Linked DNA regions of Homo sapiens: region 1 is linked to region 2. A link is an interaction called in ENCODE POLR2A ChIA-PET data of the cell type or tissue named here. Cell type or tissue: OCI-LY7. All regions are shown on one strand. Links, peaks and the distances in the headings refer to the core of each region. The heading gives the core; the rest is flanking DNA.

Region 1 (8,376 bases), core at 1,955-6,954, 57 kb after region 2:
ACTGTGGTTATCAATTTTAGTATTTATTGAATGATGGAAGACAAGGAAAATATCTCTCAAACTCCAAAAACAAATGTTGCACCTTTGCTAAATGTAAAATGAATTTTGAGATATTTGTTTTACATGACAATGAACCTGTCCAAAAAATAATGCAAATTTACCCAAACGGTGCTAGTTTATTATTTACAAAAATGCTCTTATCTGCCATAAGTATTTGGGAAAAAACTGTTTTACACTCAGGAACACTAATGAAATACCTTAACGACAACTTAAAAAATAAAATCTTCCCTACCCTCAATGACCACCACTCGAGAAAAGTTACAGAATGCATTAAAAATGAATATATGCGGAAACAAACATAATTATTTCCCACAAACATACACACACAAAAACAGGCACATGCACACACACAAATACAGTGTTGTGCAAAATCAACTTAATGTTTATTTAAGGTCAACAGCCTTGGTGACAAGGAAGATAATGAATATGGCTTCAGTAAAGTTTGCAAGTAAATATCACAAATGTTAATTCTTTTGCTAGCTAACCAGCTATCCTGAGTATGGAATACGTATTATTTAGATAGCTAAAAGGTTATAAACAAAATGGAGGGGTAGGGAGGGGGAAGCACTGTAGCAGATTCCACTGAGGTACCTTAGTTTTTATGTAAAGGTCTGTATACTCATTTAATAATTTACATAACAATTCTTTATTCTATATAGTATATGACCATATAGAAACGATGTCTTATGTATTTTATTGTTCTGGTCCAAGAAACTGGAAATAAAAGCAAAACGCTTGTATTCAGATAAAGAACTGGAATGTACTATGAAACCATTAATATAATGCAATATTAAAATAGAAAATTTTTGCATGTAACAAAGGTAGTCAACAAGTTCTCAGATTGTATCTGAAGAGGATGTGAAAATTATAACCCATAAGACAAGGAACGTAAGCATTATTGAAGGCATTAACAAGGCTGTACCTGCAAATCTTGAGCCCACTGATTTATACTTTACCTTCAGAGATGTATGCTTTTTTTTTTTTTTTTTTTTGAGACTGTCGCCCAGGCTGGAGGGCAGTGGGGCGATCTCGGCTCACTGCAACCTTCTCCTCCCGGGTTCAAGCAATTCCCCTGCCTCAGCCTCCCAAGTAGCTGGGATTACAGGCGCACGCCACCACGCCCAACTAATTTTTTTGTATTTTTAGTAGAGACGGGGTTTCACCATGTTGGCCAGACTGGTCTCAAACTTCTGACCTCGTGATCCGCCCGCCTCGGCCTCCCTAAGTGCTGGGATTACAGGCGTGAGCCACTGCACCCGGCCGATGTATGCATTTTTAAAACAATTAAATTTTCATATTATAGATAAGTCTGACTATAGGTTATATAGGAAACTATACCTAAAAGCAACCACTATGGTTTTTAGATATGCCTTCCTTTAAGTTAAAAAGTTTAAGGCTCCTATTTTGGAGGGATACCCTAAAGACATTTTCTCACAGTATGACCTCAATGCATCTACATATATGCTACTGGAAAACTGGAAATAAAACACAACTCTTGTTAAATATATCATTCTTCAACTTTAAAGAGAAACAGAAAACCATTTTAACTACATCCCTTCTTATTTCTCAATACTGGTTTGTTAAGAACTTCTGCCACTCAAAAAGGTAGGTGCAAATCCATAAATTTAGCTTAAAACAGAAGATTAAATAGGTGGGGAGCATGGTAAGACAATGACATATAAAACAAAACCCTTACTATCTTGATTTATACCTTCCCTATCCCATGAAACTTCCTACGTTGCAAACACTGATTTCCTACAAACCATGAAGATTTCCTATGATATTTGCCTATCCTTTTATTAAACTAGGGGCCAAAACTGACATCATTGCTGCAATTAACTTTTACTTGTTCTGGTGAAATGCTTCTTCCTAAATGGCTTCGCCCTAACCAGAAATATAAGCAGTTTTGATGGTTACCATAAATTAAGCCAGAAATGGAAATACCAACAGTAACCCAAAAGGCAGCACAAAGAACCCCAATTGAAAGTCATCAACCAAAGTATGTGCCCAGAATAATACCAAAAACAAACAAAATAGATTTGCAATGAGCAGAGTTTCTTACAGCAACGCATACATCAAAGACTTCTGATTTTTAATTACAATAGTAGAAGCAGTGTCAAATAGTGAGTCTATCATTAAAGAGGTCTGTTTTACTCATCTTTAGTTAGGCACTGTCAATCCGTCTCCTACCTCAATTTAATTTCTAGAACTTCTTTCGAAAAGGAAGTACTCCAAGTTGTTTGCCTTGCTAGGGTAGGGAGGAGATCCTGAGAGATAAGAGGTACCACAAAGTATTTTGTTAATTATATCTCTATATGGCAGTTGAGTCATTGTCATTGCCCTTATTTTACAGTTTTGTATTTGCCATATTTTTCTCCCATTCTGCAAGAAAAATGTAAAAGGATTTTAATTGCTCACAAGCTTTCTGTAACTAAAGATTTTATACTTAGCTATTACTTAGTAAAGGTACTTACTAGTAAGAAAATTCTCTAAACTTCTTATCATCCCATACACAATAAAAAAAATCTATGGTAGGCTATGTAATCTGGCCACGTAACTATTAGTTAGAAGCCTTTGTTATCATTAACATACCTTGTTTCTCCCAACTTTCTAAAACTGTTTCTATTACCTAAACTGCTTTCTTAATAGTTTAATATAAAACTTTTTTCAATGTATTTTGGGGAGAAGGGCTAAGGAATTTCACATATTGATCTTATTCAGCAATTTAAGAAAATTATGCAAAATATGATATATATATACATATATATACACATTCACACACACGCAGATGCACACTTTCTTAACTGAGTCTTGGTTGTTAAAAATGCCTGCATAGGCTGGGCGCTGTGGCTCACCCCTGCAATCCCAGCACTTTGGGAGGCCAAGGTGGGCGGATCACAAGGTCAAGAGATCAAGACCATCCTGGCCAACATGATGAAACCCCATCTCTACTAAAAATACAAAAATTAGCTGGGTGTTGTGGTGCGTGCCTGTAGTCCCAGCTACTCAGGAGGCTGAGGCAGGAGAATAATCACTTGAACCCGAGAGGCAGAGGTTGCAGTGAGCCGAGATCGCACCACTGAACTCCAGCCTGGTGACAGAATGAAACTCCGTATCAAAAAAAAGAAAAAAAGAAAAAAAAAAAAAAGCCTGCACAGTGTGAGGAACTTAAATATTTACTAGATTTGAATTACGTACATTTGCACTACAATACCACACTAAATAGATATACCAGCAGAGAATCATTATCAAATGACTTAAATGAATTGTCAGTTTGTCTTTACAGACTCAACAGAAAACATATTTATTAATATGAACATATGAACCTTTATTAAGTGGCTCACATTTCAGTATAAATCACACTAAAAAGATATTTAAAAGCTATTTACACTACAGTGCTGACACATTTAAAATGAAAAAAAAGGATATAAATAAGCTCTATGGAAAAGCTTTAAATTGTTGAAAAAGAATTCTGGCTCATATTACAAAATATATATATATATTTATATATATATATATATGTTAATGTCAGCTCTATTCTAAAACCTAAAATTCCAACGTAAATGATTTTTTTTTAAAGACTCCTTTATGTTTAAACCTGCAATGTTTACAGTGCATCTGGCCCTAAGTGCTTAATACTTCACAGTTATGGACAGGCACTGAGGAATGTTACAAAGCTACATAAACTATGTTTTGTAACAGACATAGGAGCAAGTCCTTGGCTTGCTTTCAGAATTCATGAATCTTTATTACATTAAATTTTTTTAAAAAAGGATTTTAGATGGTATATGCAAATTTAGCACAAAATGTCATCGTCTTTTTTATCTTGATTTGAATGTGCTGAACTGTGTTGCCTTGTATCAACTAGACTTAGATTTCCAGGGCACAATTCTTCCTTTAAATCTTTGTTGCTATTTTCAAATTTAGAATCCATGTCAATCTTAAATTCTGCAAATTGAACATGATCCAATTTTGCTTTAACATTCTTGCCATCCATATTATTCAGTGCTGTAGTCTTTTCAGGAATATTAACATTCACAGGTTCTTCCTTGATTCTTACAGATGCAATAGGTTCATGTTTAATCTGCTGTAATTCATATTTAGAATGAAGTTTATCTGAAAAAACAGAATCCAAGGAGGCTTTGCTTACAGCACAAATCATGTTGTCAGTGTGAGGTCCAAGAACAGATGATGTGGAATCTGATGATGTGCCTGTTTCATGAGTAGCTGTATTCTGAGAAGTGTCCTCCTCTGAGTGATATAATTTGAGCCGAATATGCCATGCTAAACTGCATACAGCTGAAACTGTCTTGAACTGATGAACAACATTCCTTGGAATAAAATAAATGTCATTATCATATAGCTGAATCCTGGCATAGCGAATGCCTTCCCTCCTCAGTTGATTCAGTTTTGCATCATCAACCCATTGGACACACTAAAAAATAATAAAACAAGAAATACAAATAACTCTCTTCATAATAAAAACTAAACCAAAGACAGTAAGTGTATTAAAAATACCTGGGACAGTGGAGGTTCATGTAAATCTAACTGCATTCGTTGAACTACTTCTAAGAAATCTTCAGCATGAAAACAAATTACATCTTTGGTTATACGGGGTTGATCAGGCCTAAAAAAGAAAACGAGATAACAAGAATCTGCCATAAATGCTTCACTCTTTTGAGTCCTTATTAAACTCAAAGCAAAAATACTTTATGGTCAATACCATAGTACTGTCTTACAAATAAAGTTAAACTGTTAATTGGAAAGCCATTTCACATATTTAAAGAAAGGGCCAACACCATGACTTTCAACCTAGACACAGATTAAAAACTGACTTCGTTTTTATATAAACATTTGTCACAAGAGTTTGGAAAATTGAAATGATCTGAATTGGTAAATTATACAAACCAAGAAAATTAAGTGTTCTATTTGAAGAATAAGATCAATGCTTCATAAATTTAAGTGCTAAAGTTGAAAACACTACATAAAAATTAGAAGTAAATATGAGGAAAAGGGAGTATTTTATTTCCATAGAAGATACATATAACTATACTGATGCATAAAACTCTTAAATAACTTTATAAATTAAGAGACTTCATTGGAAAAGTACTAATACAATAAACTTGGTATTTGCTGAGGTTACTCATGCCTTTAAATATAATTCTAAAAAACTCTCAAATTCTTCAATTAATTAGGAATATATAAATACATTTTTAAAGAGATGCTAAAAAATGGATTTTGGAATAAAATTCCAAACAACATAAAGAAAATCATATGAAGGCAAATCATAACTAAATTTCTAAAAACCAGTGATAAAAGAGAAAATCTGAGAATCATGTAATACATTATATACAGAGAAAGAAGGATAAGACTGACCATAGACTTATCAAAGACAATGCAAGCCTGAAGAGAATGGACTACTTTTAAAGTATTAGAAGAAAAAGTCAATCTAGAATTCTATATCCACCAAAAAATATCCTCCAAAAAATGTGAAATAAAAACATGTTCAAATAAACAAAAGCTGAATCTGTCACCGAGAAAACAGCATAACAAAGACTGCTAAAGGAATTTCTTCAGGCTGAAGGAAAATGATACTTAAATGAAAATGTAGATCTATGAAAAGGAATGTACAGCACACCTAATGATAAATATGAAAGAGGTTTTATTCTCTTTAAATTTAAAGAAATCTCTTTAGAAATGATTCTTTAAAGCAAAATAACATACATCATGGGGTTTATGGCATATGTAAAGTAAAATACATGACAATTAGCACAAAGGCCAGAAATGTGAGGGGGGAGGGAATAAATGGAAGTATACTATTGAAAGGTTCTTACACATTACATAAAGAAGTCTCATATTATTTGAAGGTAGATTGTGGTAAGTTGACAATACTGAAATAAAAAAAAAACCCACAGAGCTACAAGCTACTAACCAAATCATGGAGGTAAAATGGAATGCTTAAAAATGACAAGAAAAGGGGAAACAAAAGAATAAAGAATAAAGAAGCAAATTGGAAAAAGCAAAATGGTAAATTTAAAACCAAATTTACTAATATTTCTATTAAATATAAATAATCTAAATACTCCAATTAAAAGACAGAGATTGTCACTGGATTAAAAAAAAGGTAAGACCCAACTATATGATATCTATCTACATGTAACAATAATATAGACATACAGATAAGTTAAAAGAAAAAGAATGGGAAAAGATAGAGCATGTAAATACAAATAAGAAGAAGGCTGAATTGGCTATATTAACAAAGTTTCAGGACAAGGAATATTACCAAGGATAAAAAGGGCACTTTATAATGAAAAAAGGGGCCAATTCATCAAGAATAACAATTCTAAATGTGTACTTGCCTAAGAACACAGCTTCAAACTATATGGAATAACCTTCAAAACACTACGCTAAGTGAAAGAAGCTAATCACAAAAGACCACGTTATTTGATTCCATTTATATTAGATGTTAAGAATAGACATATACCTACAGACAGAAAGTAAATTAGTGCTTGCCTAGGGCTGGCAGGATGGAAGATGGAGAATTGGGGAGGTGATGTCTAAAAGGTGTAGTTCCTTTCTGAGGTGATGAAAATGTTCTATCGTTTTGGTGGTGGTTGCATAACTCTGTGAATATACTAAAAACTATTCAACTGTACACTTTAAATGGGTGAACTGTATGATACGTGATCATAGCTTGATAAAGCTGTCACAAAAATAGAGCAAAACCTAGAAAAACTGACAGGAAAAACAGGCAAATCCAATATTAAAGTTGCAAATTAACAAGCAGACAAAAATAAGTGAGAATATAAAAAAAGTGAACCACATTCACTATCAACAAAGTTGACTTAATTGCTCTTAATTTATAGAGCACTATATCCCTAACAACAGCAAAATACACTTTTTTTTTTGAGACGGAGTCTCACGTCAATCGCCCAGGCTGGAGTGCAGTGGTGCCATCTAAGCTCACTGCAACCTTCACCTCCTAGGTTCAAGCGATTCTTGTGCCTCAGCCTAGCGAGGAGCTGGGATTACAGGTGTGTGCCACCACGCCCAGCTAATTTTTGTATTTTTAGTACATATGGGGTTTCACCATGTTGCCCAGGCTGGTCTGGAACTCCTGACCTCAGGTGATCCGCCCGCCTTGGCCTCCCAAAATGCTGAGATTACAGTTGTGAGCCACCGCGCCTAGCCAAAATACACATTTTTTAAAGTGGACATATAAAAATTCATCAAGATGGTCCATAAAACAAACCCCAAGAAATTTAGAAGCACTAAAATCATACAGAATATGTTCTCTGACCACAAGAAATTAAATTAGAAATGAAAAACACCAAAACAAAAATCTGGAAAAAAATCCTCAAATATTGGAAACTAAACAACACTTCTTGATAACCCATGGGTTAAAAAAGAAATCAAACAGGAATTAGAGATATCCTGAACTGAAATGAAAATGCAATAGAAAAATTTGTGAAACACAGCACGATCTCGGCTCACTGCAACCTCCACCTCCCAGGTTCAAGCAATTCTTGTGCCTCAGCCTCCCAAATAGCTGGCGTTATAGGCATGCATGCCCAGCTAATTTTTGTATTTTTAGGAGAGGCAAGGTTTCACCATGTTGGCCAGGCTGGTCTTGAACTCCTAACTTCAAGTGATCTACCCACCTCGGCCTCCAAAAGTGCTGGGATTACTAGCATGAGCCACTGCACCTGGCCTGTTTCTCCTTTTTTTAAAAAATTAAACTGCTCTAATAAGGCCAGGTGCAGTGTTTCGCACCTGTAATCCTAGCACTTTGAGCTCCCAGCCTGGGCAACAGAGCAAGACCGTGTCTCTACAAAAAATTTTAAAATAGGCCAACTCTGGACATACTGCCTATGAGTTAGTCCTGCTCTGCAAGGAACAGTAATACAAATAAACAGAATGTAAAAATAAATAAATATTCACTGGATGTGGTGGTGTGTGACTGTAGTCCTAGCTACTCAGGAGGCTGAGGCAGGAGGCTTGCTTGAAGATGGGTGGTCAAGGCTGCTGTGAGCCATGACAGCACCACTGAACTATAGCCTGGGCAACAGAGTGAGGCCCTATCTCTTAAAGAAAAAAAAAATTTTTAATGGCTCTAATAAGCAAAATAGCATATTCCAACTCACATTTCATACCCAAACAATACTCAATTTTGGAAAACAAAAATCTAAGCAAGCAAAATTATCTTTTTTTGTTGTTGTTGGTGGTGGGACGGAGTTTTGCTCTTGTCGCCCCAGGCTGAAGTGCAGTGGCACGATCTTGGCTCACTGCAACCTCTGCCTCCTGGGTTCAAGCACT
Region 2 (8,376 bases), core at 1,286-6,285:
TTTTAGTCACAAGATGACACTGGCATAGAGGTTACCTCTGGTCTAGTGTTAAGGATGAGCCTAAAACAGGTTCAAAAGCAGTTATTGGCTGCAGAACTCATTACAAACCAAAATCATCCAAGGACACACAGGATGATCTCAGGGAAATCCTGGGGGTAAAGCACCCTGCTGAGCCAATCCTAGCACATACAGATCTGCAACTGTAGAAACGCTACCACTAGTTTGCCTCAGTAAACAAAGTACCGGAGGTTTTATATACCACTCTTGGGAGCATGCATGATGAGTGGGAGCATGCATGAGTGGGAGCATGCATGCTTTTTGAGCATATTAAGATTCAGATACAATAAAAATTATCAACAAGTTCAAATGTTTAGACGATAAACCTCTAAAATTTAAAGCAGAATTTATTCAATGCCTGTATTTTTGACTGTTATAAACCAAATTATTTTATAACCTTTCCTAAGATATTAGTGACTCTAACTGATCAAATTCAAGCAAACTATGTTTTGAAATTCCTGACAAACAGCCTAACATAATGGAAAGAAAAGAAGGTTAGAGTCAAAATACCTGAATTCAAATATTAGCTCTACTATCTATTATGTAATATTGAATAAGTCACGGAATTTCTCTCAACCTGTTTCTTTCACTTATAAACTAGAAATAACTGTACCTCCCCACCCCTTATAGGATCTTTGTAACCAATAAATAATATATATAAGATGCCTGCCACAGTCCAGGACATACAGTAGGTTTTCAATTATAATTATTTTTAACATCAATTTTCATATAAAAAATTCCCCAATCTAGGAACTAGAAGTATTTATATTTCCTTTTTTAAACATAGCAGTTTAAGGAGAAATACATGCAATCAGTTTTTGTTCACATTGAAAATAAAAATAGCTATCCAATTATCATAAGGTCACAATGTCAATTCTCAATTACATACACATGGATTATTTACAGATTTCAAAGTTCACCTCCACTTAATTTCTCAGTCAGGTGTGGCTATCTTCATTTCTCTCACGAGGGTTTTTTGAGGAAGCTTTCCCTTACTGACTTAAAATCTCCCATTTTTGTTTTTCTGTCCTGGAAGCCTTTGAGTATGATTTATTAACTTCAACCACCTTGTATCCCAGAGGTTTGCCCCACTGATTTTGCTAGGGGACTATTCAATACACACTACACCTTCATTGTATTTGTTTGTCATGACAACTGTGAATGCTTTCCAGATTGGTTATAACCTATCCCCTCAAGCAAACTATGAAAAATGGTACAAAAATATGAGAATATCAACTTTTCACTTTACCCTCTTTTCACTTTACCCAATCTTTATTGACAAATATTCCAGATTATCTAACAAAATAAAGATCCTCTTTCCTAACCCCCAACAATGTAAATAATATACATTTCATACACAAAACGTGAAAGGATTTTATCACTCTATTAAACATATCAGATATTTAATATATTTAGGGAATATTTAAATGTTCACATATAAATAATAGTATTTTTTAAAAGAAAAAGCTCAAATGAAAGTTTGAAAAACACTGCCTGCCTCACAAGAAAATAATCGCAAAGACTTTATATATTTGTTTACCAAGCTACACTTAGATAAATACCAAAAATCTAACAGTATTCTAGTTATATAAAGTGTTCTAAATATTTTAAACTGTATTTATTTGGGTCTATAGAAATAAAAATTCAACGAATTTTCTGTTTAAAATAAAAAAACCTTTCTTCAGTAATGGTGATTTTCTGTGCAAACTCATTTAATAGTTTTTCCATTGTGTCAACAACCTTTCAGTCACACTGAATGGCTCATACCTATTTTTAAAACAGGTTTTACAGCATGCTAAGATAGATTTCTGAACCAGCTATCTGACAAAGCACTCAAAGATACCCAATTACACGTGGGTATAATCAACAAGGATTAACAAGTCAAATTATTTCAGGAATAATGAAGATTATTTCTAAAGCCTTTCCAACTTCTTTGATTCTATGACAGTCCAGGAATACAGGTTCATAGACTGTATTGTCATGATAGCTCAGGTTTAATGTTAAATGATCATATTAAAGTTTATTTACAGAAAAAAGCATAAAAAACCTACTGGGGACCTTTAATAGAGGATCTTAATCTTTTTTGATCAACTGATCTGATACAAGGATGGGTATTATGATGCATAATCTTTATTTATTTAGAAATAATCCAATCCTAAAACCATAGGGCTAACTGCAGGCATAACATTAGGCAGTTAACTCTAAGCTAACACTATCCTTGACATAGATTTAATTGTCACACCTTAACAAAATATCTGAAATTCTTTTTTTTTTTTTTTTGCTTTTTTTATTATACTTTAAGTTTTGGGGTACATGTGCAGAATGTGCAGGTTTGTTACATAGGTATACACGTGCAATGGTGGTTTGCTGCACCCATCAACCTGTCATCTACATTAGGTATTTCTCCTAACGCTATCCTTCCCCAAGCCCCCCACCCCGACCGGCCCTGGTGTATGATGTTTCCCTCCCTGTCTCCATGTGTTCTTACTGTTCAACTCCCACTTATGAGTGAGAACATGCAGCATTTGGTTTTCTGTTCTTGTGTTAGTTTGCTGAGAATGATGGTTTCCAGCATCATCCATGTCCCTGCAAAGGACATCCTTTTTTATGGCTGCATAGTATTCCATGTTGTACCTGTGCCACATTTTCTTTATCCAGTCTATCACTGATGGGCATTTGGGTTGGTTCCAAGTCCTTGCTATTGTGAACAGTGCCACAATAAACATATGTGTGCATGTGTCTTTATTTGCTGTATTGATTTCCACACAAAATGCCAAAGACCAGGGTGGTGGGAAAAGATGAGTACAGAAGAGATGGTATGTTAAGTCTGCCTTTACGGAATCTCAATCAAATACAGTTGAACAACATGGTGGGTAAGCTGCGCTGGTCCGCTTACATGTGGATTTTTTCAATAAAAGTTATACCAAGTGTGCCTGATACTCCTGCCTCCCCTTTCACCTCCTTTACCTCTTCTGCCTCTGCTATCCAGGAAGGGAAAACCAACCCCTCCTCTTCTTCAACCTATTCAGTGTGAAGATGACAAGGATGAAGACCTTTATCATGATCCACTTCCACTTAAAGAATAGTAAATGTATTTTCTCTTCTTCTTCCTCTTCTTTTTTTTTTTTTTTTTTTGAGATGGAGTTTTCGCTCTTGTTACCCAGGCTGGAGTGCAATGGCGTGATCTCAGCTCACCGCAACCTCTGCCTCCAGGGTTCAAGCGATTCTCCTGCCTCAACCTCCCGAGTAGCTGGGAATACAGGAATGCGCCACTACACCCGGCTAATTTGTAATTTTAGTAGAGACAGGGTTTCTCCATGTTGGTCAGGTTGGTCTCAAACTCCGGACCTCAGGTGATCCTCCCGTCTCAGCCTCCCAAAGTGCTGGTATTACAGGTGTGAGCCACTGTGCCCGGCCTATTTTCTCTTCTTTACAATTTAATAACACTTTTTCTCTAGCTTACTTTATTGTAATTATACAGTATATAAACATATAACATATAAAATATGTGTTATCTGTTTATGTTATTAGTAAGACTTCCTGTCAACAGTAGGCTATTAGTAGTTAAATTTTGGGGGATTCAAAAGTTACAGCCAAATTTTCCACAGCACAGGGGTCAGTATCCCTAACCCCAATTGTTCAAGGGTCAACAGTATAATAATGCCTATGAGTATTCTTTGTACAAATATGGTCTCCCACATTGTCAGATTTTTAACCAATCCCCATGTTACAGAAATTCTATCAAATACTACATAAATGTTACCATGTACATCTCTCATTATTCTGAAACAAATTTGTCTGTTCTGGCATGACTCTCACTAGGCTCAGAAAACAATGTATTTCCACCCCTGACACTTTGCGTGTGTTATTATTATTCCTATTCCATTCTTTTCTCCACTCATACATCCTTCTAAATCAGCTCAAATCCTACTTCCTCCAAGATGAAGCTTTCTTTTTTTTTTCTTGTTTTTTTTTTTTTTGAGACGGAGTTTTGCTCTTGTTGCCCAGGCTGGAGTGCAATGGTGTGATCTCGGCTCACTGCAACCTCCGCCTCCCAGGTTCAAGCAATTCTCCTGTCTCAGCCTCCTCAGTAGCTAGGACTACAGGCGCCCACCACCACGCCTGGCTAATTTTTGGTATTTTTAGTAGAGACAGGGTTTCACCCTGTTGGCCAGGCTGGTCTCGAACTCCTGACCTCAGGTGATCCGCCCGCCTCGGCCTCCAAAAGTGCTGGAATTACAGGCATGAGCCACCGCACCCGGCCAGCTTTCCTTTGGACTAAAAAATGCTGAAGCTTAATGTCTCTCTTCTAGCACCAACATATGCTCAAAAATCTGTAATTTAAATAGAAATGTAAAGCAGTATGTGGCCACACAGGTCACTTGGTCATATGTAAACACTCTTAAGGAAAAAATGTGGCAACATTCTTTGTCTCTAAGTACTCAGTACACTGTAATATATGGTACAGGAAGTACAGCAGATAAAAAGCAATGACTAAGCATCAAGATAATTGGGTTCTAGATCCAAGTTCTGATACTAAGAGCTGTGTGCTCTTGAATAAGTTACTGAGTTCTCTGGACCTCAGTTTTCCCCAAGTGCCATCTAGCCAGATATTCCACAACTCAATAAAGGTTAAATAACAATTGTGTGAAAAGAAAAAGAGCTCCGAGCAGTCTGAGCCATGTGAGGTAGGCAAGCACAGACACGTGAGTATAGGACTTGAGTCAAGCCCCTACACCCAAGCCTGGGGGCAACTGTTTAAAGTCATTTTCTTCCTGACTAGCTGCCTCACTCATTTATCTTCATGTTTCTGGAATTTGTGATACAAAGAACAATGTATAGCCAATCAACAGTTTATGTTATTTTAACATAAATTCTCAGTAAACAACTCAGGAACTGCTTCTTCCTTCCGTTTAAAATTTTTTTTTTTTTTTTTTTTTTTGAGACAAGGTCTCACTCAGTTGCCCGGGCTGGAGTGCAGTGGCACGATCAGGGCTCACGGCAGCTTCGACTTCCCAGCTCAAGTGATCCTTCTGCCTCAGCCCCCAAAATAGCTGTGACTATAGGCATGTACCATGATGCCTGGCTAATTTTTTTTAATTTTAGCAGACACGAGGTCTGGCTATGTTGTCCAGGCTGGAAAAATGCACTTTTAACTGCTGCTAATCAGAGGGTATATTCAGAGCAACTCAAATCTGTGCTCCCAGTTGCAATCCTCAAGCTTGATTCAAATAAACCCTCTAATTGTATTAATTTTGCTCCAGCTTCTTCCTTTCAGGTCACCAATTCCAATAATGTACAGAAGTTTCTCTGAATTCTAACACACCCAAAAACATTAATATTACTACTTAAATTAGTGTTACATATATGGAATTTAACATAGTAGAAACTGTTAAACTAAATAAAAAATATCTTATTTAATTTATTTTTAGAGATAGGGTCTCACTGTCACCCAGACTGAAGTGCAGTGGCTTGATCATAGCTCACTGTAACATCAAACTCCTGGGCTCAGGTGACTGTCCTGCCTTAGCTTCCCAAGTAGCTAGACTCAGCAACAAAAGGGCACATAACATATCCTCATGCACATCCTGCTGAGAAGTATATCACACAAAAAGTTGCATGCCACCAAACTAGGCTATTTTTTAAATCTTTTGTAGAGAGAGATGGAGTCTCATTATGCTGCCCAGGCTGGTCTTGAACTGCTGTCTTCAGCAATCTTCTTACCTCAGCCTCCCCAAGTGCTGGGATTACAGGTGTGAGCCACTGCGCTTGGCCCTAAAGAGCTTTTAATTTTTTAAAGGTAGTTTTTATAAATCTCCTCAGACTCTCATATTATTATTCCATTCCAACAACCTTGTATCATTCTCTGCTGCTTACAAAATAAAATCCACAAGTATTTAGACTCTCTACAATCTGACCTTAATTGTCCAACATTATTGCTCATCATCTTCTCATATGTCTTGTTTCAACCATCCCATACTTTCAACATTTTTCTACCTCTGTGCCAAAATTAACACTTCTCTTTCTAAAACAAGGAAGATTTTGACAAGACTTCCAAAATTCCACTTTCTCCATAAGTTTCTCCCAAATTCTTCCATTTAATATTTCTCATCCTGTTCTGTGTTCCCCTTAGAGTAGCACTCCCTTTATCCAAGGCTTTGCTTTCCACATTTCAGTTACTGCAGTAACTGCAGTACAGTAAAATATTTGGAGACAGAGACCAAATTCCATAACTTTTCATTAGAGTATACTGTTACGATTGTCCTATTTTATTATTAGTTATTATCTATCTCTTACTTGCAGCAGTCCCCAACCTTTTTTAGCACCAGGGACTGGTTTTGTGGAAGACAATTTTTCCATGGCCAGGGTAGGGGGGATGGTTTTGGGATGATTCGAGAGCATTACATTTATTGTATACTTTATTTCTATTATTATTACATTATAATATATAATGAAATAATTATACAACTCACCATAACATAGAATCAGTGGGAGCCCTGAGCTTGTTTTCCTGCAACTAGATGGTCCCATCTGGGGATGATGGAAGACAGTGACACCCAAAGTGTATTGTTTATGTCCAGTCTATTCCATAATCTCATTTTGGTTGCTGTTAACTATACTACAGAAAACCCTGCTTCACAAAGATACGATGTTAGAAATGGAAACAGACTTTTCAGTGTTTTGTGGCAATCTCAGGATAGTCCGCCTTGACTTTAATCCAGAATGTATGGAGATTTGAAGTTGTCTCAAACATACTTTTAAGGCCACCATCATTTGTGACCTTAAGCAGTTGATCCTCTTCTAGCACGGACAAAGTCGATACAGCTGGCTTATTCACAAACAGCTTGTGGATCCATTACTTCCCAGTTCGGGGGTCTTCTGTGGTTGGGAAGTAATGCTCAAACTCTTTTGAAAGCTGAGATAGGTGATCATGCACCAGCTGGGAGAAAGAAGGTCCTGGCTGAGTCTCTTTAAAAATCTCTGTTAATGTTTGAAGCATGTCAAAAAAAATCCCTCAATGTTCACTCAATTCCAGTTTGGCTTTGAATGCAGCCACTTTATCTACTGACTCGAACACATTTGTCATTCTCCCCTGAAGTGACAAGCTGAGTTCTTTGAGCAGGTTGAATATGTCACACAAGTAAGCAAGTTTTGTGACCCATTCTGCATCACTGAAATGTGCTACCAGTGATAACTATTTTTCTAAAAAAAAAAAAAAAATCTCTGGAGAGACCTTGTAACTCAAAACCTCTGGCCAGTGATCTACCTTAGAAAGCCATCTTACTTCTGCATATAAGAGAAGCTGTGTGTGCTCTGCATCCATTTCCTCACAGAGCTGCACAGACAGACATAAACTAAGGGCACGTACTTTAATGTGGATAATTTTAATCACATCCTGCAAAATGTTGGTTAAGTTTCGGTGACATTTTGTGCCTAGCCAGCATTTCTCTACGGATGACACAGTGCGTAGACTCGCATTCAGAAGCAACCTCTTTGACCCAAGTAGTGAAACCAGAAAGCTGTCCAGTCATGGCAGCCGTGCTCTGTTCATGCATATACCAACACAAAATTACCAAATCAGTTCTACAGCTGTGGTATTGGTTGGCAACAAAAGGGCACATAACATACCCTCATGCACGTCCTCCTGAGAAGTGTATCACACAAAAACAAGCATTACTGCCTTGTTGTCAACGTCAGTAGACTTGTCAACCTGGATTACACACCATGGTGACTCATTAATCCTAACAATTGTGCCTCAATATCCTCTATTTCATCAAATAATCTAGTTATGGTACTAGCTGAAAAAAGAACATGTGCCACCTTCTGAACTGCAGCCTCTCCTAAAAGTTCGTAACAAATGTCCTTAACAGCAAGCAGGCAGGATCAACTCTTCACCAATAGTAAACGGCTTCTTAGCTTTAGCAATGCTTTAGCCGCTAAGAATAATACTCTCAGTGCAGACACACTTGATGAAGTGGTGGCCTTCCATAATTGCTTCTGTTCTTCATGTTCACGTTTTTTTCTTTTGAAAAACTCCAAAGCCTTGTCTTTCAATGCAGGATAAGTGGTCTCCACGTGACAAAGCACTTTTGAAGGTTTCATGGCTTGTTGGATAGCCAGTCACCACATACACAAAGCAGGCCTAGAGAATGTGAATCACCTGTTGCAATGAACCCATAATTTAAGTGGGACTCTTGGTGTTTTCTTTTAAATGCAGCTTTCTTTTTGTTGGCAGTCTTAAGAGTCTTCTGCTGTCTCATCATTGGGTCTTCCCCCTTTACAAAGAAGCTCTCTAGTAATGTTTTGTTATTTACTCAT

What was found. ChIA-PET counts read pairs that join two places held together with the same protein. Peaks named below come from ENCODE experiments on the same cell type or tissue, not always from the same donor. Only the 100,000 strongest peaks of a DNase experiment are listed, where the experiment ranks them.
Region 1: POLR2A ChIA-PET joins it to region 2 with 5 read pairs; 3 of 35 experiments call an interaction of 5 or more read pairs at or near these places.

The regions. Positions count from the first base shown.
Region 1 is chr7:77,774,649-77,783,024 of GRCh38, reverse strand. RSBN1L (round spermatid basic protein 1 like) reads right to left here. Exons shown (of 8, transcript NM_198467.3): 7 at 4,579-4,687; 8 at 3-4,495. The coding sequence ends at 3,857. Among named protein-coding and RNA genes, the nearest start is that of TMEM60, 20 kb to the left of the region's middle. In OCI-LY7, for the core only: no CTCF peak of the experiment used is centred there; no DNase peak of the experiment used is centred there.
Region 2 is chr7:77,830,936-77,839,311 of GRCh38, reverse strand. The region is part of intron 1 of PHTF2 (putative homeodomain transcription factor 2); the gene reads right to left. Among named protein-coding and RNA genes, the nearest start is that of PHTF2, 36 kb to the right of the region's middle. RefSeq lists an enhancer at 3,895-4,395 and a silencer at 8,359-8,376. In OCI-LY7, for the core only: no CTCF peak of the experiment used is centred there; no DNase peak of the experiment used is centred there; H3K4me3 peaks cover 746 bases; H3K27ac peaks cover 1,184 bases.